Regions from separate parts of the Homo sapiens genome. Here region 1 is linked to region 2. The links are chromatin contacts, found by Hi-C in ENCODE. All regions are on one chromosome and are shown on one strand. The core of a region is the stretch at or near the end of the contact, and the rest is flanking DNA. Distances in the headings are between cores, read along the strand shown. Region 1 overlaps LOC105372926 (a long non-coding RNA gene). Region 2 overlaps LYPLAL1 (lysophospholipase like 1).

Region 1 (2,700 bases), core at 14-2,513, 610 kb after region 2:
TAACAGCACAGTGTAGTGGGGAAAGCTGAGACTCTGGAGTCAAGCAAGCCAGGATTCATGCTCTGCTTCTATTACTTACATTGTTGTGGTTAAGGCAGGTTACTCTCTGAGATTCTGTTTTCTCCTCTGTAACATTAGAATGATTATACTTACATGAGTCAATAAGAATAAAATGAGAAAAAATGAAATAACAAAAGTTAACACACTTGGTACAATGTCATAATAAATAGCAGCTAGCTACTCCCATCCTTGATGTATATCCAACCATAACTGCGATCCCATCATTAACAGGTTCTGACATTTTTGACTTGTCTTCATTATTTTCTTGTTTATAATAAGTGGCAAACAATGTCAATAGCCAGCTCAGTTACCCATAATAGTTGCAATATTTAAGCAACACCAAAATAATATGTCAAATTATAAAGACAAATATCTCACACAAAATGGGAGAAAGAATTACTGGAAAGAAATGAGAGGTAAATTCATAACTTCCACAGTGCATTATCTGAGAGAAGAAAGTTTTGCTGTGATTTAAATCTTAATAGGTAATTTAAATATAGATGTATAACATTATAAAAGTGCATTTCATTGAGTTATAGAATTTCAGCATTGTTAAGTCCAAATCGTTATCAGATACATGAATATCATTAAAAATGCTTTTTACTTTAATTTACTCATTAGAGCACTTTTTGAAAAGGCTATTTAGGAATCCCTGAGTAAGCAAAATGGTCACAACCCAAGAATAAGAGGTTAGAAGTGATAAAGGGAGGTTATCTTCAGAGAATCCTCTCCATTTATAGGTACTAAGCTCTGAATGGGTACATAACACTATAATAAACCTTCAAAAGAGATGCGTTGGAAGAAACATACAAATTTAAATCTAGTAGTTGCTCACTAATGGGCCAAGGCAATTGGAGAGAGATGCTGTAATAAGAGATAAAGTTCAATCAGCTCCTTTAGTCCAGAATTTTTCAAAGCGTAATCCACAGTCCAACTGTACCTAAATCCTCTAGGGACAGAGAGTGATGGTGGTAGACACTGAAAATGCAATGTCTTAAACTCCATCCTAGAACTCTGAACAGAATCTTTGAAGATGGTTGTGAAATTAGCATTTCTCAAAGTCATTTTTAATAAATTCTGAATGTGAAACCAGACTTGAAATGTGAAAGGAAGTGAAAAGACAAAGCTGGATACTCATCATTGAAAAAGAGGCAAAGTAGATAATGTGCTAATGGAAAGAAAGAGGAAAAGGAAAATTCAGTCATCTTCATGTGATGTGTCATAACGTATCATTAAGAAAGCACCCATATGACTCATTCCCAACTAAACTGCATCTGAGAGAGTCTCACTCAAAATATTACCCTACTCTTCTAAAATGATTCCCAAAGTTTAGCCAAATTTAAAATGGAAGGCTGGAGGCAGGGAATATTTATTTTCTCTAATATATTGCTTTCACACTCAATGTCATATTTCTCTTAAGACTTGAAGGTCTTTAGAGAAAGAAAAGCCTAGTGGAAAACCAATATTGTTTTGTATTAATGCATCTTTCTAGAAAACAAATTAACTCACATTCAGTCACATAAAGATAAATTCTTCAGGAAAGATTGTCAAGAAATAATAGTAGGCTGGGCATGGTGACTCATGCCTGTAATCCTAGCACTTTGGAAGGCCAAGGCGGGTGGATCACTTGAGGCCAGGAGTTCAAGACAAGCCTGGACAAATGGCAAAACCCTGTCTCTACTAAAAATACAAAAAAACAATTAGCCAGGCATGGTGGCTAACACCTCTAATCCCAGCCACTCAGGAGGCTGAGGCAGAAGAATTGCTTGAACCTGGAATGCGGAGGTTGCAATGAGCTGAGACCACACCACTGCACTCCAGCCTGGGCGATAGAGGGAGATCCTACAAAAAAAAAAAAAAGAAAGAAAAAAAAAAGAAAGAGAAAGAGAGGGAAAGAGAGAAAGGAGAGAGAGAGGGAGGGAGGGAGGAAGGAAGGAAGGGAGGGAGGAGGGAGGGAGGGAGGGAGGGAGAGAGGATAATTGTTTAATATAAAATAATTTTCTTAAATTTCCAGAAAAAAGAATGAGCACTCTCTTCCAGTTCCTTGAGAGACATGGAAACTATGATGTATTTTCTTACCAAAGGGTAAGTTCCTCCTACTCATTTTATCCTAACAAAGCTCCCAAGGAGCTAACTTGAAAATGTTGTCACAAGTTAAAGTATTTTTAATTCAGACCGCACATGAAATGGAGTTTGTAATTTCATCTTGGTCATTAGATCATGTAATCTTATACTTTTCAATTGCCTCTTTGCGTTTTTCTTATTCCTACACCTTCATCTAAAGCCTAAACCACAAGCTGTCTACCTAACTACGGCTGAGGAGATCATTGCCCTAAAATAATGAGATAAAATTTGAGATATAGAAAGTATGACAGAATTCTAAGAAATTGGAGGTATAATATCTGCCTGAGGTAATCAAGAAAAATTTCATGAAGAGGAAGAATCCTGATAAAAAGTATACATTTCATATGTAAACACATGGACACAGGGAGGGGAACAACACACACTGGGGCCTGCTAGGGCGGGGAGTGCGCAGGGTGGGAGAGCATCAGGGAAATAGCTAATGCATGCTGGGCTGAATACCTAGATGATGGGTTGATAGGTGCAGCAAACCACTATGACACACATTTACCTTCGTAA
Region 2 (2,700 bases), core at 127-2,626:
TGTGTATGTTATAGTTTTCATATGTATTTTGTCTGCATACATTGAAAACTGTATCAAACAAGGTTATAATTTTTGTTTTCAACAGTCAACCATATTTTAAACAGCTTAAGAGGAGAACAATAGTTTATTGTATATACTCAGTTGTGGTCTATTACAGCATATAAGTGTGTTTTGATTAAATTGTGAATTACCATTTTGATTATAAGGTATCCCTTTTCCTCAACTGTATTTAATAGATGTTTTAAATCAGCTAAGGTAGGGGCATAGTCAGTAAAAGTCAGCAATTAGTTTGCTGTGTTGATTTAGATGGAAAATACTGCTTTTTTTTTTCACTGTGGTAATTTGGACTCTTTAAATGAAGTGCCCAATAAAGATTTTTATTTCTATAACATGCTTTAGCTATATTTACAATTAGAGATTTTCTTAGTTTGTGTTTATTATTAGAATTTCCATTTAAAAATAATTTTTAACAAGCCATTTATGATTTATATGATAATATAGTTTCTTTTGGTGTTTTAAAAAATTCTAAAAGTAATAAGATTTGCATAGTGCCTATACTTTTAGATTCACTGTTTTTCCACACAAAGTCCATGTTTGTATTTTTCAGTAAATATGTATTCTAAAATAAACTAGGCACTTTTTATTTAGGCATAGTAAACCATGAATTCCTCTTTACTCCATCACTTAGAATTCCTATCTGAAGCATGATAGTAGGAGAGCCCTCTCCTGATAACAGTATATCTGTACTACAAGTATGCTAGTAAGGAACCCTACTAAAAACAGCTATTTTGAAGAAATAATGTACTTCTTTGGTAAGTATTAGGTATGTTTAAATAGGTACTAGTATGGAAAAGTTTTCTTAGATATGATTTTTTAAAAAAGAAACAAAAATGGACTGTTTTCTACAAATCACAGTGTAGATTTTATAAGAGTTAAAGTCAAAATATATTTGGAGCAAAAATAAAATAATTTTAGACATTGTTATTTCTGGCTGGCACAAATTATTCCCAAGTGGCACAAATGATTACTGAAATTTATTCAGCAAATATTTAGCATCTATTCTATGTCAGGCTTTGTTCTTAGCACTGGGTATGTATCTGTGGAAAGAATGAAGTCCCTGCTCTCAATGAGCTCATGTAGAGACAGAAAATAAAAGGGAAATTAAATGTAATAATTTCAAATAGTGATAAATGGTATTAAGACTGGGGATAGAGAGTATATGTGTGTGTTGCAGGGTAAAAGGGAGGTATACTTTCAGTTGGAGAGTCAAAGAAGCTCCCCTGAGAAGGTGACACTTGAGCTGAGACCTAAATGAACAGTCGGAGCCCACCATGCAGAAATGTTGCAAAGAGCCCTCTAAGTAGTGGGGATATCAGATGCAAAGCCACTCAACTAATAATAAGCTCGTACTATTTGAAGAAAAGGAAGTGACAAATGTGACTGGAACCTAGTGAAGGGTGGGAGAGAGAAGTGGTATGAAATGAGGATAAAGAGGAAGACTGGTGCCAATTTGTTAACTTAAAGGTTATGAATGAACTTTCGATTTTATGACTTTAAGGCAACACAGATCAAAAACAACTTGGTATCAAGCTGAATGTCAACTTTTTTTTTTTTTTAACCTTGGACATTTTATTCTAGCTTAATATTTTACCAATGTGTAATGGGTTGGTTGATTGATTAACTTAGGAACCACACAGATGTTCTTTGCCAAACATATTTATTTATTGTGGTAATGTCTGAGGAGTTTTATACCAGCTAATAAAGTGATTTATTTGAGGAAGAAGGTGAATGAGTATAACATATGTGATAGTTTTTAGCTGTTTAAAAAACAAACTTTTATATTTTATTTAAATGTTATTCTAACATTTTAGGAGATTTATACATTCTTGTTTATGCTTTCTTAGCAAGAAAGTTCTAAATTATTTTTGTCTCGTTAAATTTTCTCAATTACTCCATTTGAACAGAATTTTAATTTTCTTAGCTACCACATTAGTAACATACTTACATTGGGATTCTACTTCTGCTGAGCATCTATCTCTAATTAAGGCATTGTCAAAGAAAAAAGTTAAGTGAATGCCACTTTTTTCCATTAATGGCTGAGTTCCCAGAATGATTCACATTTTAGCCTATGATATCATCCTTATTTAAGTATTTAGACAGACAAATAAACACAGAAATAGCAGAGTAAAATGAAAAGGGAAGTAGAACAATTCAGAAGGGTAATAGGCTCATTTGAATTTTAAAGTGAGTGTTGTATTTTTGATATTTTGATTTAGAACTTCACTGTGATTTTAGTGACAGTTTGACTACAATTTGAGGTTTCATTTTGTCTGACAATGACTATTTGGAAAGCACCTACTCTCATTTTCAGAGTAATGAAAATGAGTAACTCAAAACTAGTTAAGAAGCTAGTTTTGAGAAGGGATTCTGGGAGGAGGAAGGTTTGAATGCTTTCTGCCTTCTCTCCCCTTCTGATTCTAATTTATCTACCTTTCTAGAGCCACACAGCTTCTGGGGTCAGAAGGCATATGGGGTTGTGAGATAATTTATGCTTATTGGAGTCCTAGTATAGAGGTGGTGCAAGATTTTATCTTTTCTGCAGCAGTTGAAAGCCTGGATAAAGAGCAATGAAGGAAAAGCTCAGTCTGCAAAAATCTGCCCTCCTCATAGGTTTATGTCATAAAATGTAATTCTCAGACA

Evidence for each region. Hi-C counts contacts between places; a loop is a spot of excess contacts on that map. Pooled maps may share reads with other maps.
Region 1: a loop to region 2 is called in a map with no recorded cell type, with 6 times the contacts of the local background. The contact joins two enhancer-like sites. A Hi-C loop is called at or near these places in 5 of 37 single-sample maps with no recorded cell type and 3 of 50 pooled maps.

The regions. Positions count from the first base shown.
Region 1 is chr1:219,797,173-219,799,872 of GRCh38, forward strand. LOC105372926 (a long non-coding RNA gene) reads right to left here. Exons shown (of 6, transcript XR_001738473.2): 3 at 80-126. Among named protein-coding and RNA genes, the nearest start is that of SLC30A10, 130 kb to the right of the region's middle. Within about 2 kb of position 1,264, at least 3 of the 41 ENCODE cell types and tissues checked have a DNase peak (open chromatin) inside an H3K27ac peak, as active enhancers do.
Region 2 is chr1:219,187,080-219,189,779 of GRCh38, forward strand. All of the region lies in intron 2 of LYPLAL1 (lysophospholipase like 1), which reads left to right. Among named protein-coding and RNA genes, the nearest start is that of LYPLAL1, 15 kb to the left of the region's middle. Within about 2 kb of position 1,377, at least 4 of the 41 ENCODE cell types and tissues checked have a DNase peak (open chromatin) inside an H3K27ac peak, as active enhancers do.